Regions from separate parts of the Homo sapiens genome. Here region 1 is linked to region 2. The links are chromatin loops, found by intact Hi-C in ENCODE. Cell type or tissue: CD14-positive monocyte. All regions are shown on one strand. Links, peaks and the distances in the headings refer to the core of each region. The heading gives the core; the rest is flanking DNA. Region 1 overlaps LOC101928354 (a long non-coding RNA gene). Region 2 overlaps LOC101928354 (a long non-coding RNA gene).

Evidence for each region. Hi-C counts contacts between places; a loop is a spot of excess contacts. Peaks named below come from ENCODE experiments on the same cell type or tissue, not always from the same donor. Only the 100,000 strongest peaks of a DNase experiment are listed, where the experiment ranks them.
Region 1: a loop joins it to region 2, with 1.8 times the contacts of the local background. A loop is called at or near these places in 3 of 110 quality-filtered maps.

What each region holds. Positions count from the first base shown.
Region 1 is chr6:14,674,326-14,689,654 of GRCh38, reverse strand. The region is part of intron 1 of LOC101928354 (a long non-coding RNA gene); the gene reads left to right. Among named protein-coding and RNA genes, the nearest start is that of LINC01108, 400 kb to the right of the region's middle. RefSeq lists an enhancer at 12,474-13,009. In CD14-positive monocyte, for the core only: no CTCF peak of the experiment used is centred there; a DNase peak (open chromatin) is centred at 7,364; H3K4me3 peaks cover 785 bases; H3K27ac peaks cover 919 bases.
Region 2 is chr6:14,615,560-14,630,888 of GRCh38, reverse strand. The region is part of intron 2 of LOC101928354 (a long non-coding RNA gene); the gene reads left to right. Among named protein-coding and RNA genes, the nearest start is that of LINC01108, 340 kb to the right of the region's middle. RefSeq lists a silencer at 5,097-5,391. In CD14-positive monocyte, for the core only: no CTCF peak of the experiment used is centred there; a DNase peak (open chromatin) is centred at 9,188; H3K4me3 peaks cover 924 bases.

The sequences.
Region 1 (15,329 bases), core at 4,253-12,252, 60 kb before region 2:
TGCTATTTTCTTTAGACTACAGTGCTACTTCTCAATAGCTGTGTGCACGTAAGAAACTCTCAGGGATGAGTGATAGGCTCAAAGGTAGTTAGCAGATGTAGGCCTAAGTTAGGAGGCATGAAGAAGTATAGGATCAATGATCCTTCGATCAGGAAGTAAGTAGCCTGTGCCTCATTCCAGAATTCCTATATCAAGCGTGAATTTTTAGGGGTAGCTTGTCCAAACTATTTCTCATATCTGGCCTTCTCCAACTGTCTACCAATTCACTGGGGCACCAAAGCCCTTTTGCCCCCATCACAGTGTGGAAGATTCATTTGTCAAATAGAGATGTTTACAGAGAACATATCTTTCAGATCCTAATGTTACTGTGTAGACAAACATAGGTTTGGCAGGCTTAAAACCCCCTTTTTAGATCTTCTTTAGTTCCCCCTTCCTCTTCCTCCTGTGACACCATTTCTAAAATAGTAGTAGAAATTGTAGAATGAATGAAAACATGAACATCTTCTGACAGAGAAATCCTTTCTGTAGCATCTCTGCTGACATCAAGTTCTCTCTCATAGCACCCGGGTTTGTGTCTTATCTTTGTTCTTTATTTAGTTGAGTGACCTTCAGCCCACTTTACCTCTCTAAGCCATATTGAAAAGTCACTAGTCTTATAGGTGTCCTGTGAGAATAAATTGGGATGGTGCAGATAAGCACAATCTGCAAATTACCACCTCCTTCCTATGGGGCCCGTTACCCTGCAGATAGACACACTCACTTCTCACTGAGTCGCTTAAAATATATGAAGATGAAGTGATATTTGGATCTAATACTATTTGAGGGATTCTAATTCCAGTGGTAGTGAAAATTCTTGACTTGCCAGAGTTAGGGACTCTCTTCACTGTTCCCGCAGAATCTTGTATCTCTCTTCCACGCAGAACTTACCCCATGGAATTGTGACAACCGTTGACCTCTGTATCCGTGAGTTCTGCGTTCATGGGTTCCACTAATCTTGGATAGAAAATATTCAGGAACAAACCCCCAGACAATAAAAAACCCAATGTAACAATAAGAAATACAAATAAAAAACAATACAGTAGAAAAAACGATTTACATTGTATTAGATATTATAAGTAATCTAGAGATAATTTAAAATATAAATGGGTACTGTGCCTAGACGATATGCAAATACTATGCCATCTTATTTAAGGGACTTGAGTATCCACAGATACTGCCTTTGGTATCCACAAGAAGGTCTTGGAACCAATCACCCACGGATACTGAAAAACAACAATATCTCTTTACATTTTATTTTCCCCCTCAAGAATAAGAAGCCAATTTTAGTCACCTTTGTATCCGCCGCAGTGCTTGACATTCAACCTGGCACACTATGGTCACTCCATAATTGTTTAATAAGAATGGGTATTTGCTGAATGTTTACTTGGTGCCACTGTTTCAAGTGTCTTACCTATATTAAATCATTTAATCCTTATATCAATAAAATTATCATTTTGCTGTTGGGGGAACTGAGGTTTTAGGGATATTAAGTAACCTGACCAAAGTCACGTAGCTCTTCAGTGGCAGCTCTAGGGGAGTCCAGGGTGTGTCTGAGGTGGGGTCTTCTCACTCAAGACTACCCTTAAATACTGCAGCTTGTTGCTTTAAGACACCGCTCATGCCTGTAATCCCAGCACTTTGGGAGGCCGAGGTGGGTGAATCAGTTGAGGTCAGGAGTTCAAGACCAGCCTGGCCAACATGATGAAACCTTGTCTCTACAAAAATACAATGAAATTAGCCAGGTGTAGTGGCACATGCCTGTAATCCCAGCTACTCGGGAGGCTGAGACAGGAGAGTCGCTTGAACCAGGAGGCGGAGCTGGCAGTGAGCCAAGATAGTGCCGTTGCACTTCAGCCTGGGTGACAGAGTAAGACTTCATCTCAAAAAAAAAAACGACACCAACATTCTGGCCGGGCAAGGTGGCTCACGCCAGGTGGATGGCTTGAAGCCAGGAGTTCGAGACCAGCCTGGCCAACATGGTGAAACCCCATCTCTATGAAAAATACAAAAACTAGCTGAGTATGGTGGCACAGGCCTGTAATCCCAGCTACTCGGGAGGCTGAGGCATGAGAATTGCTTGAACCCAGGAGGCGGAGGTTGCAGTGAGCCAAGATTGTGGCACTGTACTCCAGCCTGAGTGATAGAGTGAGGCTCTGTCTCAAAAAAAAAAAAAAAAAAAAAAAAAGACATCAACACTCGTTGTAGAAAACTTGGACAATAAAGGAAAACACGCCTAAGAGAAAAATACTATTTCTTTATTCTTGTGCATATAAACATAATTCTACCACCTAGAGCTAACTACAAGTAGCATTTTCCCTCATTCTGTGGGTGGTATTTTATATAGTTGAGTTTATACTGTAAATGAATTCATAGCTATTTTTTACTTTTAGCCTATTATAATCGCTTTTAATGACAAAAATATCTTTACATAAATAAGTAGATTATTATTTACCCAAACATTCTCCCATAATTGGGCACTGTATTTTTCCTTCCAGTTTTAAATTATTCTGTAATTAGCATTTTTGTGCATAAATCTTTTGTATGTATTGTACTTTTGTGTGGTTCACAGAAGAGGATATTATTAATACACATTGCCAAATCGCTTCCTACAAAGATGGTATTAATTCACATCTCCATCAGCAGAGTCTGATCAGGCCTTAGACCTAGTTGGAGAGAAGTTTTGGAAGGAGACGAATGCAGAGATTTGAAGATTCTGAGGAAGGGAGACCGAGCATCAGGAAACAGGGAGTGAAGCAGTACTGGCCTTTAACACCCCTGCTCTTTATCCACTTAGAACAGGAATCACCAACCCCCAGGCCACTAACAAGTACAAGTTTGTGGCCTATTAGGAACCGTGCCACACAGCAGGAGGTGAGTGGTGGGCAGGTGGGCGAGCCAGGCTTCATCTGTTTTTACAGCCAGTCCCCCTCGCTTGCATTACCCCCTGAGCTCTACCTCCTGACAGATCAGTGGCAGCATTCAATTCTCAAAGGAAGGCGAACCCTACTGCATGCGAGAGATCTAGGGTGCACACTCCTTATGAGAATCTAACACCTTGATGACCTGTCACTGTCTCCCATCACCCCCACATGGGACCATCTAGTTGCAGGAAAACAAGCTCAGGGCTCCCACAGATTCTACATTATGGTGAGTTGTATAATTATCTCATTATATACTACAATGTGATAATAATAGAAGTAAAGTGTACAATAAATGCAATGCACTTGAATCATCCTGAAACCATCCCCCACCACCAGCCAGTCCATGGAAAAACTATCTTCCACGAAACCGGTCCCTGGTACCAAAAAGGTTGGGGACTGCTGACTTGGAAATGGGGAATGAAAAAGAGCTGCCCCAAAACAGAAGGAGGATTCTGTTGTCTTGGGCTGTCCCTTCATTTTGGTCTAAGTGTTGGAACTGCTCCAGCCTTGCTAGGTGTGTCAAGTCGTGAGGCCTTAGTTCAGCAGCGGGATGATAATGTAGTTTTAAATTTGACTAACAGTAATAAAGCACTTTTCAAAGACAAAGCAACCCTTCCAGAAAAGATTCTTTGAATTGTCCCCTTCTCTGTGTATGTGCCGTGCAGTGCACGTGTGTGATGGCATTGGTAGTGGGGGTGGGGGGAAGGGTGTCAATTTGAGAACAGTTACCATTAAGAAGAAATCAACTGATCAAAGGAATTGACTTTGCCATTTCCCTGGGTTTTCGAGCGTATTTTGTTAGGTTAGGCACACCGCAGTGAATTTAGGGCACCATGCTGTGGCCTTTTCATTAATACCTGGGAGGCTGTCTCTAGCCTGTGGCACTTAGGGAGAGGAATTAGAAATATATAATTCACCGAGTATCTAACTTCATATCTTGTAAGACCCTGGTTTTAATTATCCAAGAAAAGCATTTACTTTTCTCTGCCTTTATTTTGTGCTTTGAATTGTTTTTTTGGCTTTTCTCTCCCTTCTTTTTCTTCTCTTTAGCTCTCTAGCAATTATGTCTTGACTGCAGGGCACTCATTTTTCCCTTCCAATACATTCAGGGGCTTCATTTTTATTATTTGTCTTTGCAACAACTATATTCACCTGTTTATGTCTCTTGGCTTTTTTTTTTTTTTTTTTTTTTTTAAGCCCAAAGACCAAGTGTGCTTTGCTTACTTTGGTTAGGAAGAAGAAAATGACCTCTTGCTTCCAGAGCAGCAGACCTGGCCATGCTGGGATGCCAGCAATATGAGCTACAGATTGTTTGCAGTAAAAATTGCATCTTTCGACAAAAAGAGCAAGAATCCTCTGGGAGGGGATTGGTAGCATTTTCCTTGGGCATGTGAAAACTTTCATTTTGGCAAGGAGCATTGTAATTAGCACCATGGACTTTAGAATCAGATAAACCTAAATCGGAGGGCTGGCTCCAGTTAATAGCTTAGGAACTTGGCAGTGTTTTCTGAGTTTCAGTTAGTTCATCTGTGAAATGGGGATAATGACATTTACCCTACAGGGTGGCTGGAAAGATTATGTGAGATAAATCACATAGACCACTCAGCGCAAGGCCTGGCCTGTGTGCTCCATAAATGTTGGCTGCAATTATTTTCATCATTTTTTTTTCTATCATCGTCCTTACTTGTTTGACTCATAAAATTTCTCACTTGGCCTATCCTATAGTAAGGATTCTTTTTTTCTTTCTAAGTGTAGCCTCTATTTTTCTGGTAATCTCAGCAGATCAAAGTGAGGGAAAAGTCTTTCCTCAGGAACCTGTTAATATTGTGATAAGAATAGCATGTTGGATGGATTTCTCTTCCTTTTACTGTTGTTTGGGAAACACTGTCTGTTTCCATGGCTTGAGCAGTAGTGTTTGATTATAGGGTTAACTGATCCCTAAATGGATAGGGAAGAACATGGAGACACCAGAGAAAATATTTATGAAGGAGAAAGCATCTGAGGCATAAATATGCATCTAACTTGTAATGGAATCATTCAAACTAGTGCTTTGAGCTGCCACCTGGATGCCTGGTAAAGAGCTTGCCCGTACAGTTTCACTCCCACATACTCACTCCTATGGTGCCTACTATAAAAACAATAAAATATTAATAATACAAAAGGGTCTTCCTGAAGGTGCAGCATGTTACAAGTTGTAGGGCATTAACAGCAATTTTGTGAAATACAATTTGAGGCATGTGTTTTCAGAAACGCCTGCCCCAAATCTATGTCTTGCTTGATTCAAATCAGCTACTATGGTCTAACATGTCTCCTCGAGTTTTTCTTTTCATTGCTCTGGTGTCCTTGTACAATTTCTTCCTTTCCTTTCCTCCTATGATCATTCCCACTTGTACAAAGTACCAGATCTCTCCAAAGCTGGTTTCTCAACACTTAGCAAAGCTCTCTGTCTTTCTCTTCTGTAATTCTCAAGAGTGGGGTGAGGAGCAAGAAGACATTCAAGTTCTCAAGTGATTTTTCTGTGTTTTTTAATTCTCTAGAATCAAGGTCTTGATTCTTAGTTCTTCTGGGTCTTAAACCATTTTAACAGATCAACAGTCCACCCACTTGGGCTTTTTCCTCATGTAATGAACCAAGTAGAGGACAGTAAACCCACTTGGTTGGAACCCAGTGCCCTTGTGGGTCTGATTTCCACGTGGGCAACTGGCCTTGCTGGCTTTGCCATCACAGCCTAGAGAATGACCTGTTAGTGGCAGGAGGATGACTGAAAGTGCTTGTCATTTGGTAGTAGTGAAATGGGTTCATTTTCACACACGGACTCTAGTGGGTTGGGATGAAATTATTGCCATTTTTATAAATTTGGCCAAAGCTAGTTTCTGAATACCTGGTGGAGAAGGTTGGGCTGTGAGCGGGGTATAATTCATCTTGCGGCTGTGAAACTCTTGGGAAAGTGACTTGATGGGCCAGTTGATGTGAAGAGAAGACATGTCAGACTTAGTACTCACCTGGTGTGATGGTTAATATTGAGTGTCAACTTGATTGGATTAAAGGATGCAATATTGATCCTGGGTATGCCTGTGAGGGTGTTGCCAAAGGAGGGTAACATTTGAGTCAGTGGGCTGGGGAAGGCAGACCCACCCTTAATCGGGTGGGTACCATCTAATCAACTGCCAGCAAATGTAAAGCAGGCAGAAAAACATGAAGAGATGTGATGGGCCCAGCCTCCCAGCCTACATCTTTCTCCCGTGCTGGATCAGACTCCAAGTTCTTGAACATCAGACTCCAAGTTCTTCAGATTTGGGACTTGGACTGGCTCTTGTCGCTCCTCAGGGCTTGCAGACAGCCTATTGTGGGGCCTTGTGATCCTGTAAATTAATACTTAATAACCTCCCCTTTATATATATGTGTGTGTGTGTGTGTGTGTGTGTGTGTGTGTGTGTGTGTGTATCCTATTAGTTCTGTTCTTCTATGAGAACCCTAATATACATGGCGTGGTCTGGCAGGAGAGAGCTAAAATACTCTGCATAAAAGGAAAACAGGTGAGGGAATTAGTTGCTGCTATCTGATTATTTGATGGCTAGAGGTGGGAAGTTTGGAGAGAGACTCTTGAAAATAGTAATACTAACTAACACTTATTGAGGGATTACTGTATCTCAGGGACTGTTCTAAATTCCTATGAGTTGACTCATTGAATACTTACAACACCACACTACCACACTAGATGATATATGTGTGTGTGCACATGTGTGAGTTTACTGAGTTGAAATCCACTTAACATAAAATTAACCCTTTTTACATGAAAAATTCAACAACATCTAATACATTCATAACATTGTTCAACCACTACTTCTATGAGGTTCCAGAACATTTTCATCACCCCCACAAGGAAACCCTGTATTTGTTGTGTTAGTGGCTTAAAACAGTGGAAACGTATTGTCTCACAGTTCTACAGGCTGGAAGTCTGGAACCAAGGTGTCTGTAGGGCCATGCTCCCTGAGACTCTGAGTAGAATCTTTCCTCACCTCTTCCTGGCTTCTGGTGTGAACAGCAATCATGGTGATCCCTGGCTTCCCGCGGCATCAGTCCAGTCTCTGCCTCCATCTCCCAATAGTGTTCTGTCTGTGTGTCTGCACCTTGTCTTCCCTCTGCCTCTGTTCATCTTTCTCTGTCCTAATTTCCCCTTTTTACAAGGACACCATTCATATTAGATTAGGGACCATACTAGTGACCTCATTTTAACTTGATTACCTCCATAAAACCCTATTTCCAAATAATGTCACATTCTGAGGTACTTAATGATTAAAATTTCAACGTAGCTTTTCGGGGGAGCGCAATTCAACCTACAACACCCATTAAGCAGTTGACTCCTCATTCTCCTCTCCCTTAGCCCTGGTAACCACAAACCACAATCTGCTTCCCATTTCTGTGGATTTGCCTACTCTGGACATGTCATAGAAATGAAAGCATATCATATGTTACCTTTTGCGTCTGGCTTCTTTCACTTAGCTAAACCTCATGTTTTTGAGGTTTCTTCATGGGGTAGCATGTATCACCACTTCATGCCTTTTTAAGGACGAATAATATCATACTTGTTTTCCAAATGAAGAAACTGAGGCATGTTAAGGTTAAGTAACATGTCCAAGATCACACGATGAGGAGATTTCAGGAGAGGGCTCTGAGGGAGAGTCTGTTTCACTCAGAACCCAGTGGCCGGGGACAATGAACTCCTTCTGGTCTAAGTTATTGGTGCTGCCCCTGCTGGCTCCGCTGTCCATGGCCCGAGCCTCTGCCTGTCAGAGATGGTAGAGCCACCAGGACATGGAGTCATTGCTGACACAGGGAAATATGAGATGTCTTAGGTTTGGTGTATGTGAAACATGCATGAGAAATAGAGGCCAAAAGTTCCACTGTGGAGCGCAGACAGAATGGTCTGAATGCTCTTGCAGTTACTACGTCAGTAGTTTGTCATCTAATATATATTATACATCTATAACCTATGTATTTACCTTATTGTGATAATACTGTTTTGTTTTGTTTTTTTTCTAATTTTGCTTTGTGCAAAGCCAAATCCCTTTCAGCAGCATTGAGCTAAAAAAAAAAAAAAAAAAAAGTGCATGTTTAGGGCTGGGCACGGTGGCTCATGCCTATAATCTCAGTACTTCGGGAGGCCGAGGCAGGCGGATCACAAGGTCAGGAGTTCGAGACCAGCCTGGCCAATATGGTGAAATCACGTATCTACTAAAAATACAAAAATTAGCCGGGCATGGTGGTGGGTGCCTATAGTCCCAGCTATGCGGGAGGCTGAGGCAGGAGAACCGCTTGAACCCTGGAGGCGGAGATTCCAGTGAGCCAAGATCGCGCCACTGCACTCCAGCCTGGCGACAGAGCGAGACTCTGTCTCAACAACAGCAACAACAAAAAAGTGCATGTTTCATAAAAAATTAAGTATGAAATAATCTTTTCTAAAGAATGTTGATGATGATGTACAACTTGCAGAAATGCTTGTCAACATTTGCCATACACTCAGTGGCTGTAGTCATATCACTGACCACAGGTACACCCAGAAGACAAATTGTTATGGAAAAGCTATTTCAAAAACTAATAGCTATTTTAGGAAGATTATGACCGAGCTGATAATTTAAGCAATTATGTTTATATATCACTCTGGGTAGTATGACTTTTTAGGTAGTGATTTTTTTCTTCTAAATTAATTTTGCTTAATTTTAATTTCACTTTTTCTTGTGAGCATTGGGAAAGAAAAGTGATAGCTACTAACGGAATGGCTCTATCAGTAGAAGAAGATTTTTATAAACAGTTAAACGATGCAGATTTAGATCCATTTCTTGTAGAGAAAATCAGTTAATTTAAATAATGGTTTGATTTTTTTTTTGAGCCCAAGGACTCAAAGGAAAGCTTTTGAAAGTTCATCCTGTCAAAGATATAGCCTCTCATACTGTAATTTATAACTTCACTTAAAACATTCAACAATTAAGATGGAGGAGGTACTATAAATATAGATTTTCATGGAGTACAGAATCATGGGAAAAATAGTGTTATTACTAAATTAAGAAATCTATGGAACAGAAATATATTTGGAATTAGATGTAGTGCGTTCAGGGTTCATAATTGCATCCAAACAAGCTGTGATAGTCTACCAGCAAAATAGAAGCTATAGTTGACAAACATTATAAGTATTTTTATTTATACACAGAGAAACTGAACTACAAAATATTTGTGATAGAGACGATGTTGAATTAAAAAAACGCTGCAGCCTGGTGGCATGTGCTTTTTTTCTTCCCTCCTGCATGTTCTTAGATTTTAGAAATGTTTGAACCTTTGAAGGATTATTTGTAAATCAGCTCAAGCATACTGCAATATACAGTGACCTTTTACTTTTTTTTTAAAAAAAAAAACGAGGCCTCTAAATTGTGCTTGCTTTTTGTTCAAAACTGGTTGGTAATTTTTCATCAAGTAGTCAAGGAATGGTGAGCCAAAAGACTTCAGCTCTTGAAGCTTTTAGGAAAATGTAATTATTGAAAACTAACCTTCGACCTACAAAGCCAAAGGATAAACAACTTAAATAAGTTACATTTGAGATTAAACAGTTATGCTTTGAAATATCTTGATTTATGGGAAGGATATTTTGATGGAACTTTTATATTTAATTGGATAAATTTATGTTCTATACTGGAATGGAATAAAATTCAGAGGTCTATGATTTTTAAGCATCTAAATTTGGCAAAACATTTAAAAAAATCCTAAATAGAAACAACTTGTTTGATGAGTTTTGCCTTGTAAAATCTTTGTGAAAGTTTCTCTGTATGGAGATAAAAAGATGGTACCCGTGAAAAGATTTGAACTGAAATATTAACATACTTCAGGAAGAAAAAAGAAATAGAACTGGGAATGTCTTCTGTTGACCAGAATTAATTCTTAGCTTACAAGGTGCTGCAGCACTTGTAGAAAGAGTATTTTCTTTATTAAAAATACTATGGTCATCTGAGAAGAGTCAGTTGACAGTATCAGTAATTTCAGATTTACAAACTATAAAGTTCAACTTTGAAAAAGACTGCAAGTAATTTTACGAAAAAATTAAAAATACATATATCACAAATGCTTTCTTTAGAAAGATACCAGTGATGGGCCCAGGAGTAGTGGCTCATGCCTGGAATCCCAGCACTTCGGGAGGCCGAGGCGGGTGGATCATCTGAGGTCAGGAGTTCGAGACCAGCCTGGCCAACATGGTGAAACTCCATCTCTACTAAAAAAATAATAAAAATTAGCTGGGCGTGGTGGCGCGCATCTGTAATCCCAGCTACTCAGGAGGCTGAGGCAGGAGAATGGCTTAAATACAGGAGGCAGAGGTTGCAGTGAGCGGAGATTACGCCACTCCACTCCAGCGTGGGTGACAAGAGTGAAACTCCGTCTGAAAAAAAAAAAGAAGAAAGATACCAGTGACATGATATCAAATATAGATATGACTTCAAAACTGATTATGATAATTATGAACCAAAATAGTACACTGCTTCAGTTATTTCATGCATTTTCTTTTGCCTCCTGTTTATATTATTTTTATGTTTAAGCAAATCAACCTATAACTTAAAAAAACCTGTACTTTAATGTACATTGATTTTTTTATTTTTAGAAATGATTTTCCCTTTGAAGATAATTTTTGACTATAAGTATTTTATATACCTACTGTTGTACAAAACCAATTTGTCAATCTATAAATGCATGCTTTAAAAATATAATTTTGAGTTCATGTCCTTTGCAGGGACATGGATGAAGCTGGAAACCATCATTCTCAGCAAACTAACACAGGAACAGAAAACCAAACACTGCATATTCTCACTCATAAATGGGAGTTGAACAATGGAGAACACATGGACACAGGGAGGGGAACATCACACACCGGGGCCTGTTGGGGGGTGGGGGGCAAGGGGAGGGAGAGCATTAGGACAAATACCTAATGCATGCAGGGCTTAAAAGCTAGATGATGGGTTGATGGGTGCAGCAAACCACCATGACACATGTATACCTATGTAACAAACCTGAACGTTCTGCCCATGTGTCCCAGAACTTAAAGTATAATAATAATAAAAAATTTATGATCTAAAAATATATATATACAATTTTATTTTTCTCTTTTTCACATTCAAAATTATTTCTGTGTAGATAATAAATTATATAATCACATAGTTAGAACAGATGTCTATTTTGAGTGTTGTTTAAAAAAAAAAAACCTCATTGCCTCATTTACAGATTTTGACAAAGATTCACAGACCTCTATTCACTTGCAGCATCCTGAATGCCAAGAAGAGGAGGTGCCTACTATCGAGGAATGAGTTGGACATTCCTCGATTTGGAAATGGATGAACCTTGGGTGTTGATGGTTTCATTTGCTTTTTCCCCAGCTCACTTTGATTTAGCTCTCTCCACTGTCCTAACAGTAACAGTGATGTCCAGTTTGCACACAAGTAACTCTTCATTCAGTAAATAATTGTTTAAAAATGTTTATTCATTTTGGTAATTATATTTGCATTCATTACATATCTTTAGGAAATCATTTTATTTTTTACAATACATGACTTTTTTCAGTGTAGAAGGAAAAGGTAATTCTTTCAGTATTATAGCATATTACATACAAACACACCCACTAATGAGCTCACTAAGTGTCAAATAATTAGGTAATTAGTGTTTTAAATGCCTTGTATCATATCATGCAGAAATCCACAGTGGATTGTCTTATGGGTGATTAAGAATATAGGTGATATAGAGAATGCATTATTATTTTTTTCTTTGATGTAATAGAATATAAGCTCTTGCCGCCAAAAGTTCACTTTGTGGTAGAATTTCAGAGAAGGATTGGATTCAGATAACAAAGACTACCTATATTTATTGAGAGACTTTTAAAATGCCAGGTACTGTTCTAGGCATTGGGGATTCAACAGTGAGCACAAGCAACAAAGTCTAGGAGGAAAAGGGCAATAAATGAAACATGGTACAAAATGTGTCAGGAGAGACGCATCCAAAGAAGAAAAATCAACCAAGCTATGGGGACACAGATAGGAGAGGTGCTGCTTTATGTAGTCAGGGAAAGTCTTTTTGGTGAGGTGCAGAGACCTGAATGAAAATCCATTTGCATATCTGTGGGGAGGGCTGACCAGGCCAGGACTGAGACAGGGAGTGGCCTGTTGTGTTTGAGAAGGGTAAAGGGGCTGGTGTGGCAGGGGAGACTGAGCCTGGGGCGGAAGGGTTGGGGAGGTGGCGTGGGTGGGGAGGTGGGCGAGAGAGGACAGCAAACAGGTGGGTGTGGGGAGACCTTGGAGGACCTTGTAGGCAAGGGTAAGATCACTGAATTTTATCTTGAGTGAGGTGGGAAGCCACTGAAAGTTTTGAGCAGAGGAATGGCATAATCTCACATATCACAAAGGATGATTCTGGCTACTGTATAGAGAATATACTATGTGTGCGTGCATGTGTGTGCGTGCATGCGTGCATGTGTGCGTGTGCATGTGTGTGCGCGTGTGCGTGCGTGTGTGTACGTGTGCATGCGTGTATGTGTGTATGTGTGATGGAAAACGGAAGGGTAGAAACAGAGAGCCCACTCCAAAGGCTCTCGCAATGGCCCAGGCAACACACGATGGAGGCTTAGGCCCAAGTGGTCACGCAGGGGTGGTAAAGAAACAGTAGGTTCTGGACATATTTTGAGGGCGAAATTGACATGACTTGAGATGAATCAGAGGCAGGAGAAGGTTGAAAGCTTTCTGCCTGGATATTATGAAGAACGGGGTTGCCATTGATGGAGTAGGGAAGATGAGGAGAGGAGTAGGTTTGGGTGGGGTGGGGTGGGGAGGGGGAGTCAGGAGTTCAGTTTCAGACTTCTTCCATTGGAGATGCCTCTGAGACGCGCAAGGGGGAATGGAGTGGTTGTCTACTCATCTGCGTTCGCTCCCTCGTCAGTAGACTGGATCTGTCAATAGTACCCTGCAATAGGATTCCTGCGAGGATGAAGAGTCAACAGGTAAAAGTGCTTTGTAAGAGCTGGTGGTAGTAACTATTCAAATGTTATTGTCATGAATATCTTTGATTAATGTACATTTTCTGAAGAAATTCATACTAAAAGAAAATACCGGAGTATTTTAGTGCAATAGAACACATAAAATCAGAACCAGAAATGATCCCTAATCTCTGTTAATTCAAACCCTTCTCATTTTACAGGTGAGGAGACCAATGGATGGCCAGAGAGACTCATGGCCAGTCTAGATCCCAGGGGCTGCCCCTGAAGCCTGCACTCTTTCCACAACACAGGACTTCCTGTGTAAAGTTACACTTTCTCCTCCAGGGACTCAGTTTTGAAGGGTGTTTGCTTAAAATCCAAGATGATTTAATGTTTAGCAAGACTTCTCATAGGTTTAATCATCAGTGAGTGGGACGGGCAGTCCCAACCCAGAGAGAGCACGCTGAGTTAATGTTCATATTATGCCTTGTTTAGAAGGGTGGGACATGGGGAGAGTGTTTTAACACTTCATCACCTCCCTGTTGACCTGGCCTCAGGAGCATTGGCCTGGCTTGCTTCATGGGGGTGACTGACCCTGCCAAAGCTCTTTTTTTAATTGTCAAATATCACATGTTCAAGCTTCCTTGGCCACAAGGGCCCATTCAACTGGAGGGACTGGAAGACAAGATAGACGCATCTGCTGTAAAGTTAACGCCCCCATGAACTTGGATGTTTCTAGTACTCGCTGTATTTCATTGTCACCTAAGAGGCTCCTCTTCTCCTCATCTCACCCACGCTTCCCTTGTCCCCCTCCCCTGAACTCCAAGTTAATGCTGCTCAGATCTTTTCTATTCATCTCGAGATGGTGATTAATACATCACTTATACTTGAGTCCTCTTGAAATTCTGAAGTTTCTGCAGGAGGGGTTGTTGGCAGGCCTGGAAATCAGTGTATCAGATCCTTCTCCATTAAGGCCTAGAGAAGCTGTGATTTTTGCCGCAAAGTTGAGGGCCTGGCACATTCCTAGGGCTTTCTAACTCTTCCCAAAGTGAGGACCAGCTGCTGAACCAAAGGAAATGACCCACCTCTCTCCTTTCCATGGGAATGTGCAGTGAGCCAATAACCCTAATGATCAAGAGAGGCTCCACTTTGTGGCTTACCCCCAGCGTATCTTTGCAAGCAGGAGTGGGTGGCCAGGCAATAGTGCCTGATGCAGAGGGGCTGGATTCTGTTTAGAGGTGAGGTGGTGTGGCCAGGAGGAAAATGCATTGACACCGTAGGTTCCCTACCCGGTATCCTATCTCCTCTCTCGCTTGGTAATAATGAATGCTAGTTTTGTTTGTAGCAGGAATGCTACATATTCTTAATAAACCAATGAGATATAAGAGAAGGCTATTGAATGGGGCTTCTAGGAAAGCCATTGCTTTTCTAATAAAAATGTAGAGTCATAAGTAAAAATTTTGATCATGAAGATGAAAGTCTCGTACTAAGGATGGCAAAAACTGAAAAACACAAGGAACTTGAGATTTGGCTGACATCACAGATGTGCTGTATCAGTACCTCACTAGGAGTTACTGTTAGGTGAGAAAACATCATCCCCATTTGACTAAGCTGTGATATCAGTTTTGTTACATGCAGCTGAAAGCAGTCCTAAGCGATGACAGTATCTTACCCCTGCAGCTGAAAGTTTGGCTCTGCCCCTTACCTGTGGTGTAGCATTAAGAACAACATGTGAACTCTCTGAGCCTCAGTGTCTCCATTTAAAAAATGAGGACAATTAATACCTCCCCTGCAGGGGTCCCGAGGAAACTACAGGGAATCCTGTGATTACTGCTATGGTAGGTTTTGTTCATTTGCAGAAGGGGGAGAAGTATGATTTGACAGCATGGGTAAGGAAGGACGGTTTGGAGGGGGAGGAAGTTAACTCTCTGAAGTAATGAGCAAGCCAAGAGGTAGGGAATCTCAGAGGATGCTGTGCTAAGTTCAGTCACCAGGAAGCAGAACCCAAATGTGTCAACCCTGCCTGAGGCAAAAACCTTTCCAGCTATGTTCTCCTTACGTGCTTCTTGCCAAGGCAGGAAACCAGGGTCTGGGTGCGGGTGGGCTGGGTGTGCAGGTGCAAGCACTTGAGAGGCTGCAGCTGGTGAGGAAAGAGAGTCCTGGAGCCCCAGGTAGGTCCTTACATCCTGAGGATGATGCAAGAAGTAGTGAGTATGGGTACGAATGAATTTTCTGTTACTTAGAATACCTGAAACGGGGTAATTTATAAAGAAAAGGAATTTATTTCTTACAGTGATGGAGGCTGAGAAGTCCCAGGTTGAGAAGCTGCAGCTGGTGAGGGCCTTCTTGTTTGTGAGGCCTCTGCAGAGCGT
Region 2 (15,329 bases), core at 4,998-12,997:
AACAATTTTATATCTCCCCAGACGGCCAAGTTCACAGTGATGGGATCCATAGTAAAGCATGCAGTGGGTCTTCGAAGCCCTGCGATTTGAACATGGGTCCCCCATCCCGCACATCTGCCCTGGGTGGCTTCAGGGATTCTGCTCAGGGCAGTAGCTGCTGCCGTTACCTCTGCTGGTGGGATCCGGGCAGTGGTCTTCATGGTCTCAGGAGGCAGTTCTCAGGAGGGGTTACCCACGGCAAGGGTTCAGATATACTCATATGGGGGCAGTCTCTTTGCAGTTTCAGAACCCTGACCCTTTAATACCTGGCCTTTGGAGTAGAAGCCCACCCACTGCTTCTATTTCCCCCAGCCTTAGGGTGGATTCTCTCTCAAAAGCTTCCTGATTCCTTTGTGCCACCTCACTCAGGTTATCCGTAGATTTTTATTCACGGCAAATCTCAAAGCCAGAGCCCTGGGGGCTTGGTCCCTCTCCCCTCAGGTGGCCCCTCTGCTCCTGTGTGCATTTGCTCAACCCCCAGGCTCCATTTAGCAGTGGGCGTGTCAGGGCCGGCGGTGAGCGCCCATCTGCCCACCGATCCCAGTTGGGTGGATTAATTAATGATTATAGAGGACTTTGAAGGTTGCAGGGCTAATTATTTAGCCAGTTCCCTCCCTTCCCCCAAGTCCCCTCGACGGCCTTTTGTCTCTTTCTCTCATGGGGTGTCCTTTGAAGTGAATAGGAGAAGATGAATCAGGGGTCAGTTATTAGGGCTGGCCATTACAGATGGCTGGCTGGAGAGTCCCGTCTGGACGCTGCTCCGCTGCAGGAGCTGAGTTTCTCCACGGAGCCCAGCAGCACGGTGGAGCTTTCTTTCTATCAGAACTGGCCCAGGTTCCCAGGACACTGTGGCTTCCCAGTCTCCCAGCTGGGCACATCAAACAGCAGGTCTTCATTGGCTGTGGTGTAGCCTGGTGCCCTTGTGCTTCTGTGGCTTTTTCTCCCAAGCTGGACGTGAAATCCTTTACTTATGAATTCATTCTCTCCTCTCTCTCTTATTACTCTTTCCCGGAGCATGGCCCCATAGGAATAACATGTGAGTTCTGCTCCCATTTCCAGGTTACTTCCAGGTTGCAGAGAACTAATTCTAAGCCGTGTCATGGGAGCAGTGAGTTTAGGCTGCCTTGCAGAGCAAGAAGACCATAGGGTATCTCTGCCTTTTCTTTCTCCCCACAAACTAAGATATTGAAATAAAGTAGATTCTTCTATTATTGTAAATTCTGGAATTGTGTATACTTTTTTAGTCAGGAAAATCTAAGTATAAAATAAATATTATAGTTAGTAGGATTACGCTTCCAATATTTCCTGCCTGAGCTCAGGAGTGGGTCCTCTGTGTATCTGTGTACGTATGAAAGGGGAGACGTCTGTGGCTGAAAAATCCTGAGTTACATTAATTCATGCATTTGTTCGTACACATCTGTCACATTTACTGAGAAGCTACTTGATTGTAGAGGTGTTAGAGAGATAAAGCAGAGACACCACTCATTTCTAAAGCTATTTCCAGTCCAGTAGGGAGAAGAGTATAAAAACGTATCAATATGGCAGAATAATCTTTTGAGTTATTGTTTTGTAATTTGCTCTATTTTTACGTTCCCCGTGACCAACAGGTAGACAGGCCCTTTGCCTGTCCTTGCTTCAGGATATTTTCAGGGCTGAAAACAAGCTGCTTGAAGTCAAAGGCTTTTGTAGAAGTCCCAAGCTCTTTGAAAAAAATGATGTCAGCAGGCTCTGAGGGCAGCAGGATGCAAGAGAGGTGACTCCCGGGGCACGAGGCTGAGCATGAAGGCTTTGAGGGTGACCAAGGAAGGGAGGGAGGAGGACAGAAAGGTGAGGCCTCTTGGAAAGGTCTCAAAGGTGTGGGTGTAGCAGCCCTGGAGAGGCTGGGGAGGCACTGGGGGTTCCAGCTTCACCCCAGACTCCCTAGACGTGAACCTGAGGCAGAGAGGCCACTGGCCCTGAGGCCCATGTGGGCTGGGACCATGCCGGACTCTGGGGACCAGAAAGGACTGACAATGGCCAGCGAGTGGAGGGGGCTTTCCAGCTCTTTGGTGATCTGCACAGTTCCCCTGGGCCAGTAGGCTTGTTAATGATGGTGCAGGGATGTCTGCTGCCCCAGAAGGTTGGGAGATCAGAGTGGGATCTAAGATTGTTTAAAATAAAAATAATATGGAAAAGTGTACTCTGATATTATACCCATGACACAACTCTGACACAATTTAAAAGGGGAGGTGGTGGAGATATAGTCAAATTCCTAGAGATAGAAAGTAGACTGGTGGTTTCCAGGGGCTGGGGGAAGGGGGCACTGGGGGTTAGAGTTTGGTGGGTGCAGAGTTTCCATGTGGCAAGATGCAAAGAGTTCTGGAGATGGCATAATGATGGGAATGTACTTATCTTAGAGAACTGCATACTCAACAACAGCTACGATGGTTAGTTTTATGCCATGTGTATTTTATCATGACTCACAAGCCATAGAATTTGGCCCCAAGGGTGCCAGGAGCAAAGATGGAGGTAGATCTAAGTCAGCTTGGGGACAGTCATGGAGGGCTTCACTGGCAGGTGCCAAGTGACTGAGACCCAAAGGATGGGCTGGCAGGAAAGAGGTGGAGGGGGTGTGGAAACAGAGGGTGGGACTGGGGCGGTCGGAAGGGAGCAAGGGAAAGATGAGCACACACATACACACATATGTGTGCTTTCACACTTACATCCACCTGCTCACACACCCAGCCAGCAGAGCACCCTGGGTGCATCTGGACAGCATGGCTAGAGTTTAGAACATTAGGTGGGATGGCGAGTAGAGGGGAGGGATCAGCCTGGTTTAGATTTTATCTGGTAGGTGATGGGAACCATTGAGTATTCTTGGTGGCGGCTGAGGGATGGTGACATAATCAGATGGGTGTTCCCACAGGATCACCCTGGCACCTGTGCGGAAGATGGGTTTGAGTCCAGAGGCCGAGCCCCGCCTGGGACTGTGCCTGCAGAAGAGGAACAGCTTCTGCCTGTCTCAGAAGCCCCCTGCTCTCCCAGCTCCCTGGGAGCATGAGAGTTAGCATCACCTGTCTCCTTCCCAGACCCCAGGGGCAGCTCGGCCATCTGTGGCACATCATCTCTGTGTGCTTGACCATTCTGTTGTTTTGAGAATCTCTGCTCTTATCTCATAGCCCTAATGGGGAGAAAGAGTGAGCATCACACACAGATCTTTCCCCAAGCATTGCCATTCATCCATGCCCCCCATCCCCGTTCTATTTCTTTTATGAGCAGAGATTCATTTCTATGCCCTGAAACCTACCCTTCCAAGGGCCGTCTATTGCTGTTTATGGAGGCACAATAGTGCTTCTGTGGGCTGGGCAGACTTGAAGACCTCACTGCCTCGGTTTGAAGTCCAGCTCTGACAAGTTATTTAAACTTTGTTATCATATCTCTCAAACCAGGATGTTGATAGTATCATCTCACTGGGCTGTTATGAGGATTCAATGAATTTATCTTTTAAAAGCACTTAGAATGACATCTGGCACAGAGTTGATGCTGTGTTTATTAACTAAACGTCTACTCCAAAAAGTAATGATGGGGATTACATGGGACGCTGTTCCTGAGGGGCTTGGCGTGGCACCTAGAATACAGTAAGCACGCAATACATATTAACTGTTGCTATTACTGTTAAGATGTTTAGAATTGTGCTGGAATATGACATGTGCGAGATGAGATGAAAGGAGATAAGATTGGTTTGGGTAGGGGTGTTGAATTCATGCAGATGCTTTTGAGGAAACTAAAGCAGCCCCCACAGCCCTCTTGGTGGTCTCCGTCCAGTCTCTCTGACATCCCATCTGTCTCCACACTGCTGCTGCTGCAGATGCCTTCCTGACGAGCAGTGGATCTAGTCAGTCAACTCCCTGACTTACTTAGAAACCTGGCAGTGATCCTTGTTACACGGGTTGAACATTGCCCCGGCAAAAGATGCATTGAAGTCCTAACCCCGAGTAGCTCAGCATGTGGCCTTATTTGGAAATAGTCTTTGCCGATGCAATCAGTGAAGATGAGGTCCTATCAGGGAGGGTGGGACTCTGATCCAATAGGAAGGTCCTTATAGGAGGAAGGCCATGTGAAGACACAGGCCCGGGGAGAGGCCACAGGAAGGTGGAGGCAGAGATTGGGGTGATGCATCTCCAAGCCAAGGAATCATACGAGTCACTGGCTGCCAGTAGAAGCCAGAGACATGGACCAGAGTATCCTGCAGAACCCTCCAAAGGGGCCAGCCCTGCCTACATCTTGATTTTGGACTTTGAGCCTCCAGAACTGTGAGACACTCAATTTCTGTTCCTTTAGGCCAGTCAGTCTGTGTTACCTTCTTACAGCGACCCCAGGAAACGAACAAGAAACCAGTCCAAACTGCTTAGCATGATACTTAGGGTTCACTCTCCTGGCACACACACACACACACACACACACACACAGGCACACACATACACACACACACAAAACCACACCAGGCTATTTGTAATTCCACAAATAGGACTTGAAAAGTTATTTGTGGTAGGAAGAAATTATTTGATACCGATGATGACTGCTCCCAGAGTGCTAAGATCCTGGTGCCTGGGGCTCTTTTTGTTTGTGGGGCACCTGCACCCCAGAAGGCAGTGGGTGTGACAGAATGAGAGGACGCCCTAGAAAAGGAGGAGTGGAGTGGGCCTGGGAAATTCGCAGGGCTGGGGATTTGGGCCTTGCAGGCTGTGGAACCCAGGAAAAGAATAACCCGGGGTTGGTGCGCAAGGGACTTTGACAGAGGTGGGCAAAGTGTTGAGGGGGGATTTTTGGAGAGAAACGCTGCCTGCCATGTGATGTGGGTTGTCCCTGCTCTCTCTCTCTATCACTGGTAAAATCTTTGCCCCCTCCCTACTGGTGGCATTCATTCCCCTCCCTTCCGCCTTACCCCTCCCTTCTCCTTCTTCCTCTCCCCCCATTTTCTCTCCTCTCCCTTCTAATGGGTGGTAATGGAGTACCTGCTTGGGGACAGCTCGAGGTGAAATCAGAGGCTGGGTTATCTGAGTGATCCAAGCCCACACTCACATTCCCTAGTTCATGCTGTTCCTCTCTTTTCCCTTGTTCATGCTGTTTTCTACACCTGGGATGCTCCTCTCTTTTCTGCCCAAAATCCCCCTTGTCTTTCAAGTGTCCTCACTTTTGTGAAGACTTCTGTAACCCCTCCCCTTTCCCTACTCTTAGTCAGAATTACAATGAACGCTGCCTCTGAAATCCCCTAGAGCTTCTCAAATCTTTCTATGGCACCCCTCAAAGAAGAGTAAGCTTGGGTCATCATTTATCTTTACCAGCCCTCCACCCACCCTCGCACTAAGCCCAGAGGCCAGCACATAGTGGGTCCTCAGTGATGGGTGGGTGTGGGACCAGTGAGTGAACAAAGGGAGGGGCTGTGGGGTGCAGAGCCAGAAAGGGAGGGGCGCTATGAGCCAACAAGGAAAGGAGATAAAAATGAGGAGTGGGGAAGGAGAGAGGAGTTCAATCAGGCCCTTCCTTTAAGCGCCCCTCAGAGAAGTCGAATTTGCATCATTAAAACCCAAATAACCAGGGGATGAATGGTGAGCGAAGCAGGAGATAGAATTGTGGAGATGGAAAGGAAACAGAGCCAAGGACAGGAGAGGAAAGGGGCTTAAAAACAGTCTTGCGCTAGAATTTTTTAAAAAGCGGCCGGGTGCAGTGGCTCACGCCTGTAATCCCAGCACTTTGGGAGGCCAAGGCAGGAGGATCACAAGGTCAGGAGTTCGAGACCAGCCTGGTCAACATGGTGAAACCCCCATCTTTACTACAAATACAAAAAATTAGCCTGGTGTAGTGGCGGGCGCCCCTAATCCCAGCTACCTGGGAGGCTGAGGCAGGAGAATCACTTGAACCTGGGAGATGGAGGTTGCAGTGAGCCGAGATTGTGCGATTATACTCCAGCCTGGGCAACAGTGCGAGACTCTGTCTTAAAAAAAAAAAAAAAGACAAAGATGGAGGTGGGACAAATACGGCAGGAAGAAGAAGGAGTGAGAAGGAGTGCAGGAGGGACGCTGAGATTTGAGTTAAGAAAAGGTGTTGGGTTATGGTGGGACTGGGACAAACAAAATCCACAGCCTCACTCCACATAAGGCAGGTGGAGAACTGGCCGTGCACCGAAGCTCTGGAGCCGTTTTTGTGGAGAGGGAGGAAACGATGGATAATAATATGCTGTAGAGATAAATTAGTAATACTAAGCTACCTCACTGGGATGTTATGAGTGTTAATTAATTATTGTTTGCAAAGCACTTTGAAGGTGGAAAGGCTCTATAATTATTATGAATAAAATGTCAGAGATAATCATCTGGCAGAATGCAATGACCTCGTCAGCATCTCATTTGCATGGCATGAAGCAGAGCATTGGTTCTAGGATTCTCTGTCAAAGGGGGAGACCTGCCGGGGCCGACAGATACCCGTCTCCATGCCCTGCCTTCTCCTGCTTCCCACCGCATCTCTCTGGCAGCCCCAAAGCTACGGCCTCCGCTCCCTCGGCGGCGAGTTCACGAGCTACCGTGTAAGGTGATATTTTTATGAGTCAGAAAGCTACATATGCAATAAGCTGGTGGCCGGATGACTTTACGATGGGTAGCATTCTAATGTCACAGGCCCGAGGAACACTCTTCACACTGAGCAGCTTTTGGTTTGGCAAGCTGTCTTGTTTCAGAGGAGATTAAGAACATGGTGGTCTGGGGCTGCCCTTCCAGAATGGGAAGGGCGTAGGCTTTGCAGGCAGGGAGAAGAGGGACTTTATCTGGGAAGAGGTCAGGTGCCTGCAATGTGCCAGCTCAGGGTTTGGAGGGAAGGGCAATGAACAGACCACAGTGCTGGCTCCTGAAGCTGACATGCTAAATATGGGAAATGGACAATAAACAAACACCTCTGCATCTCTATATGTAATGTGTCCGGTGGCAGTAAAGGCAAAGAAGAAAAACATAACAGAGGAAGGCAAATGGAGGGTGAGGGGAAAAGCTGTATAAGTTGGGTATGTAGGACACCCATACTAGGTGTACCCACTGGTGTGAGGTCTGCGAGGTGTTCATCCGGGAGGAAAGATGTTTGAGGACAGTTACCTTCAGCCAGTGTTCCCCAACTTGGTTTAGATGACGAGGCAAAAGAACTGTGTGGAGTATTGACCAACCCTTGCCCTTGTATTAGAAAAGCAAAACAACCCTGCCAACCAATTCCCCTTCAAGCCAATATGGAAGAGAGAATGTTCTTTTAATATTAGATAGGCATGGTCCGAATTACATGCACGTAAAGGAACACAAAAGCAACTATCAAGTGTGGACAGGATTTCACATGCATTTATACCCAAAAGACAAAACATTGAAAACTTCTTTTATCTCCTTGAGAGACAAGAGGACTCACTTTATTTTTTGTCTCATGTATTCCCTGTGAGAGATCTCGCAGCTAGTTCTAGAGGTAAGCGTTGACAGTTCCAAGGGTCAGAAAGCCAAGGACCTTGTGTTGTAAAATAAACCGTTGAGCCTTTTTATCAGGCCTAGTGTGTTCACAAGGAGACATCCTAGCTAGGGGAGGGTGGGTAGGCAGAGGCCTCCTTCCTCAAAGAAAACATTTCCCCCTTACACTCCTGATGATAGTTATTAATCTTTTTAAACCTCAGCTGAATTAAGTGCTGGAATCGTGCTGTTACTGCTGAGACACCCATTCCTGTATAAACAACTGGCTACTGACTCCAATACTGTGATCTTAGAAAAAACAACACCAGCTTCAGGCCAGCTTTTTTTGTTAAGTGTGGATTTGGAGCAGTGATTCTAAAACCTCAGAATCCCTTGGAGGACTTCTGATAACACAGATCTCAGGGCTGCCCTATCCTCTCTCGAGATTCTGACTCAGTAGGTCCGGAGTGGGGCCTGAGAATGTGCATTTCCAACAACTTCCAAAGTGATGCAGTTGCTGCTGGACCAGGGACCACACTTTGAAAACCACTAAATATGAGCAAGTGAACCTGTTTTGGAGAGAGGGACTGGGGAGAAGGTAGTGGATAAAGATGAGACGAGACAGATGTGGAGGGGAGGTGAAGAGCATGGCATCCAATACAGAGAGCTCAGGGTTATGGACTGATGAGATGCACCAAGCTGTTGGGGACACAGTGTGGCTGGGAGCTCCAGAATGGGGGTTATCCTCAGTCAGGACTGCCACTCCCCGCTCTGGGTGTGGGCTACACTCCCTCTCCCTTCATAGTGCCCACCCTCGAGGAGAAGCACCTTCAAGGATGCACGCTCCTGCCTCTGGGAATGTCAAAAGATAGTTGGCAGGAAGTGCCTGGCACAGAGGCGGGGGCTCAGTTGTTATTGATAATTAGGAGCTCAACAGGAACTCGAACCCAAAAATTGTCCTCAGAGTGCCGAGGTATTTATTTGCACAGAGAGTTTGCCAAGTTCCTTCTGACTTCTCTTTCCCTTGCCATCCCCCACAGTGGCTGGGAACCCTGCAAGTCAACGGCTTTGAACTGGGACTTCAAAGAGAAGCCGAGCTCTGTTCTTCAAACAGGTTTATAAAGAGATTTTGATACAAGACAACAATACTTGTCAGCAGTGCCCAGTTATCGTCCTTCCCTTTGTAGTTTTATTAGGAAATAATTTCCCGGCTGGTGAGGCTCCTGCTGGCACGCCTTGTTTCTCTACTTGCGACTGGATCTGCCCACCGGAGGGGCTGCCCCTCGCACTGCAGCAGTTTTGCCAGCTGGGGTCCCGAGAAAGACGTCACCAAAGGGTCTCCTGGCAGCCAATTTACCATCTGCCCCCCCGCCCCCGCCTCCTCTCGCCCTTTGTAGCAAAAATGCAATTTGTTTGACCTCTGGGGTGGTTTAAAATCCCAGCTTCTCAAGTGCCCCCCGATTACTATTTTTTTTTTTTTAAGAAGGAAGAGAAAGAGGAAACTGACCAGAAAAGAAAAGAATAATTTAAGCCTCCCTTTCTATCATGTCCTGCATTTTGGGTTGGCAACAGATTTCCCAATAGATGAAAACTAAAGAGCCCAGTTCCTTTGGGAATCAAGCAGGAGCATTTGGAGCCTGCATTTAAGCCTAGGCAGGGTGTGGCTTCCCAGAAGTGACTGTTTCTTCCTCTTTCCCCGGTGCTGTTTCTTTCCCGATATTTTGGCACACAGGGCATTGAGTCTACTGTGTGTGGAGCACCGTGGCAGGTTCTGAGCAAGACAGAAATGACGGACACCAGGTCCCTCTGGTCATGTGTCTCTGCATGGGTGTGGTGAGCTGGGGGGACAAGCACGCTCCACAGGGGCTCTGCACAGAGGCCTCTGCTCACAGCAGAGGAAGGGACCCTGGGCTTTGGGGGCACAGCTGTCCAGAGCCATGCACCAGACCTGCTGGAGGTGGCTCTTGATCCTCAGCTGAGGGAGAGCCAATGGTCAGGGAGGGTGTGCTGTGGTGGTGGTTTTAGGATGGGGCCCCTGGGATGCACTTCCACACTAGAAAAGGGTGCAGACAGAGAGGGAGGGTGGAGTTGTGGGTGGGAGAAAATAATGGGTGGATTCTGATCCTGGGAGAGGTAGCACAGAATAGAATTGGGGCAGAAGGGGGCACCTAGCCCCAGAAAAACCTACATTTCACTTCCTTTTTATGAAATTGGGAAAGAATTGTGAGAGAAGGTGCTGATTGTTTAGGGGGTTAGGGAGCAGAGAATGTGGGCACGGTCACGTTTTCTGCCCTTTGTTCTCACTGGGAAATAGGAATTAAGGGTATCTGCTGGCCAGGGGAGGGGTTTTAGGAAGTTACAGGCAGAAGCATCTTAGAGATTATTTAGTTCAAAGCCTTCATTTTAGCCAGTGAGGTTCAGAGAGATGGAGGCATTTCCCAAGGTAACACGTTGATGAGTGGGGGAGCAGGGACTTGAACCCACGTCTGCTGCATCCCAGGTCAGAGGCCACTGCTTTGCAGGGGGCTTGCTGCCTTCCTGAGGGTGCAGCCCTGTTCTGAGTCCACTGGGAGGCTGGAGGAGCCGTGGCAGCTGGACGAGGCCTTCTGGGATTCTTTGCCACCTCAGTGATGAGGCTGGCTCTAATGCCCTCCCTCAGCTGAGAGGAGAGAGGTCAGTGCAGAGGGGAACCTGCTGCAGTCACGGGTCACCCAGGGTCACGTCAGGCCTCTGCACAATGCACAGAGCTCCAGGCGTGCAGGAGGCACAGAGCTGATGCCATTCCTCGGACTCCGAAGAAGTTTGCTGACCGGGTATTACTCACCTTCTCCTCAATAATTTCCTACTGTTGCCAGAGGAAATAGTCAATGCTTTCCCCAAGAAACTGCAGCATAGAAAGCAGTCTCAGAACTTGTAGTTTCTGAGGAGAAATGTGCAAGACCACAGGAATAGCAGAGACCTGCTGGTTCCTGCCCAGGATCTATGCCCATGTTATTATACCCATTGGACAGATGGGGAAACCTAAACAGAAAAATCAGTGATTTCCAAAGCTTCACCCAAAGGCAGTAAGAAAACTCATAGCTTAATGTTGCTGCATTTCTTCCTGAATCTTCCTCCTGCCGATTACTTTATATTTCCATGGAGTGTAAAGCCTTGACGGAGACAGACAGATTGAAGATGAACGATGAGCCCTTTTCCATGGGATCTGGCCAGAGTGGACTCAACCCTAGCCATGGACATCATTTTTTGAGGCAACCATTTAAAAAAAAAAATTAAGCTATCATGGAATAGAATCACAAAAGTTGTAAGATATTTTACATATTTGAATTTAGGGAATGGCAAACTATGGCTTGCAGGCCAAATGTGTTACAGCCTGTTTTTGTACAGCCTGTGAGCTAAGAATGGTTTTTATATTTTAAAAGGACTTTTTTTTTAAAAAAAAAAAAAAAGGAAAAACAATATTCTACAGAGGTTGTGTGCAGCCCATAAAACCTCATATGTTAACTAACTAGCCCTTTATAGAAAAAGTTTGCTGATCCCTGATAACATATAGTGCTTTTATTACAAAAGATACAACTGTGGAATTGAATTATTCACAAGATAAGCATAAAATGTATTAAAAATATTCATTTGTTGTATGAGTGGTCGTATGAGCTTATAATAAAATATAAATCCCAAGTCGTTTGGCCAGCTGCTGTTCATCCCAGTCACATCAGCTAACCTCTTGATCTTCACTTGAACGTAGGTCAGAAGTGAGCCTTGGAGGTCTCTGTGACCTTGAGGCTTGGCCGTGCAGTCCTCCTGGCACCCAGCCCAGGTAACATGCTCTGGGTTTCCTTTGAGCTGGAGAGGAAAGTGCAGGGCCTGCTACCCCGGTGTGGCATCTTAGTTTGCCTGGCCTGCATCATGGAGGTCATTCATGGTGGGATGAGGGAAGCCCGGTCCTTCTGCATTCTTGGGGCAGCTCAAGCACCGAATGTAGCAGAGGTGGCCAGGGCTGTTGGGGGCGTGACTAATTGATACCCTGGCTCTCTGTCCAATATATGCAACCAAAGCCTCGTGATGTCTGTTGTACATTCACAGAAGGGCTGTGTCAATCTGGTCAGGGATAGCTGTGTTCGGAACTGCCACACCCACTGCACAGAGGGCGCCAATGTGCTTTGGGGTCTCCCCATGAAGACGGGCGGCCAAATGAAGTAACACCTTGTGGCACAGCAGCTGGCCAGGAGGAGCCTGGCACAAACACGCTGCACTGGGACAGGATCTGGTCGCCAAGTCAGGGAGGGTGCACACCTAACTCTGCTCTACTCAGAGCCAGAAAGGCAGAGCAGTGGAGATGAAAGGAGGAGGATGGCCAGTCACAGAGAATGGGGTTAAAACCCTGCCTCTGCCATTGATTAGTCACGTGGTGTCTGGAATGGTCAGTTTCTTCACCTGTGAGACAAAGATAACGATAGGACCCACCCCTTGGAGTCACTGGGAGGTTGAGAAGAGATACTGGATGCAAAGACATTGGGCAAGAAGGCAAAAGCAAAAGTCACCAAGTCTTCTCTCTTTTCCATCCTGTGAATGGTGGGCTTAATTCTGCATAAATGCTTCACTTAAGGTCTAAGGGGAGTCACCAATGAGGAGAAAGAAAGAGAGAGAGAGAGACAGAGAGGGACAGACAGAGGGGCAGAGGGTGCACATTTTGGAATGCAGAAATGGTACAGAAAAGAAAAATGCTAGAGGGAGAAATTGTAACTAAACCAAAATTAAGCAGCACTTCTTAAACCGTAAGCATCATAGAGAAACAGAGCCAGCAGGCACCTCAGTGATCGCACAGTCCAACTTATCTTTAGACCTTCGCAAAGGAAAGGAGGCAGACAGCCTGTGCTCAAATCCCAACTTTGCCATTTACTTTGGGCAAGTAGTTGCAGTTTCCTAAGCCTCAACTCCCTTGTTGGTGTGAACATTAATTGTTGGCTTCAGGATCACGCTGTGAGTGAAGTTGAAGGCTGGTGCCTCCAGGTGCCAGGAGTCACTATAAATTGGGAGACCAGGGCATGTGTCTCCATCCGTGTCCCCCATAATCCAGGTTTAGACTTAATAGTGCCCAGAGGAGGCCTGAACAGGCTTTTCTTTGTGCGGGGCAATAGACTTTCGGAGACTGAATTCCATTAAATGACGCCAGCAACAATTCAGAGCTTCCATCCTACATCACTTAAGTCAAACCTGTGCAGCTCATTTCCTGTTTCTCTTATGGGTTGCTTTTCCTTGCTTTTGGTTGGGGAAAAGTTAGTTTTGAAAACACCCCTTGTAATAGGTGTTGCAAAACACTTGAGCATCGATATGAGCCTATTAAATTCTAATAGCTCTGTTGGCAGGTAAAATGCGCATATAGATTTGAAAAGTGCTCATGCCATTTGCCTTTTGGACTGCTGGGGCCATTCTGAAGAGATTACATGGTTAAGGTCAAGGAGTTTGGAGGGGTAGAGTTGGTCTCTCCAATTCATTTCCCCTCAGGTTGTTTTCCTAGGCAATTATACATTGCAGGATGGTTCATCTGACTAGCAAGAAGCTAGTCTTCCTAAACATCTATTGTTCCTCTTCAACCAAGAATATCTATTTTTTCTTTGTCAACACCACTAAGGGATTATGCCACCTCTCAGCTTTTCCTATTCTAACTTTGTTCAAATAGTTTAATTCTAAAAGCTGCTGATTCCAAGGAAAAAAAAAATCTACCGAGAAATCCTACAGTGTGGGATTCTGGTACTAACCAAATAAGGCTATTTGATTGTGTAAGTAAATACCCCAGGCCCAAAAGTTTTTGCTAAGGGAGAAAGATCTGAAATAGAAGACAGGCTGAAGTAAGGTCTAGCTTTTTGGGAGACGGAGAGAATGTGCTGGGGGAAAAAAAATCCCTTGCAGGGGATTCTGGGTTAGACAGAAGAGAGAAAGGAGTAACGAGATCATCAGTGCTCACTGTTACCTATGATATTTAGCAGAAAGATCCTCTAGGGTGAAGTACTGGAACCAATGCATTCCAGAGCCAGATGTGAAACAGAAAATGTTGGGACTTAGGGAACTGCATCCTAGGAGACTCCTTAAAATGTGTCATCTCATATTTTGGCTTATGGTGAGGCAGCAAGGGCTGAACTGTCCTAATAGCCATTTAAGTTTTCAACATGATGTAGAGTCAAAAAATGATGTCAGAACTTCAGAAAATGTGTTTAGACTAGACTCTTTTACCTTGTGGGAATTCAGTTGAAAGAATCACTAATTTTTTCATATGGCTACTGTCATTGATTTACAAAGAATTCTTCTTGCAGGCATACATAAAATACAGGAAACCCCATAATTAAATACCTACTCTGACCACAAAGTCAGACTGTCTTAAGCTATCTCCTTCATGCACATGCACATAGAAAGAAAGATCCATCTCTGAGCATCCATTGAAAACTTGCAGATTTTTTTCTTTACCCCTTCCTAGAATTGCTGTCAAATTAAGCTCCACTTCAGAAGACAAGCAACAGTGGGAGAAACTCTGAGTCAACGGCTTTAACTTTGGCAGCGTTCTTCACTGATTCGTGAAGTAGGCTAGCAACCTCGTTTCCCCTTTTAACCCACGTCCCATGCCACGTGTGTCTGGAACAAAAGAAATTTTAATATGGACAGCATGAACGAATGGAGGTGGGGTGTTCCTTCCTGACTCCACTCCTAGGAGTTAAGCTGCAAACACTGTCACCTTCGTGCATTTGATTCCGAGGCTTATAAAGATTCTAGACTATGAGATGAAATGGGGCCAGTTCAGCTGCCTGAATGGGCTCTTCCATAGATGGCAGAGGGGCAAGCTCTTGCAGACTGGAAAAGCTTCCTAAGAATTGCTTATGCTATACTAGCGCCACCCCCAACAAGTCCATTCAGCAGGCATCCCATCCCCCAAACCTGGATGTGGAGGGCTGAGTAATGGCACCCAAAGATATTTGCATGTGAACCCTTGGAACCTGCAAACGTTACCTTGTATAGCAAAATGAATTTTGAAGATATGATTACATCAAGAACTCTGAAAGGGGAGCATTATCCTGGATTATCTGGGTGGGCCCTAAAAGTAACCACAAGTATACTTATAATAGGGAGGCACAGAGCCATTTGACTACAGAAGAGGAGAAGTCAATTGGATGATGGTAGCAGACATTACAGTGATGCGGCCACAAGCCAAGCAATGCTGGCAGCCACTGGAAGCTTGAAGAGGCAGGAATGGATGTTCCCCTGGAGCCTCCAGAAGGATTCAGCCCTATCGACATGTTGATTTTAGCCTCATAAGATTCCTTACAGACTTCCAGCTCCAAGAACTGCTGGAGAATAAAGTTCTGTTGTTTGAAGTCACTGACTTTATGGTAATTTGTTACAACCGTAATAGAAAATGAATACATTCTTCTTTTCAGATTTGCTAAAGAATGACGGAATGCGTCCCTCTGGTTCTCACTGGGCTGCTATTGGGACACTAAGGGATACCTGCATAGCCACACCTGCCTGCCTCATGTAGAATACTCTGGCACTGAGTTCTTAGGGAGATAAATGCACGTTTTCCCAATCTGTCCACTCAGCCTGTTTCTCAGAGCTGAGCTCTTCTGAGAACTTTGGCGGGGTGAGAAGCTGACCTCAAGAGTTGCCACAGTACCTCCCTTTTCCTTTTGCAGTTACTTTTTGCTTCTTCCCCACTTCCACAGTCACTCCCCAGTCATTCCCCAAAATAGCCTGGTTCTGTGTCTCATTCACTGAGAGGCTGGCGCCATTAGCTAACTGAAGCAAGAGATCTGTGTAGTTGAGTCAAGTTTACTCTCCCCTCTTCTCACCTGGCAA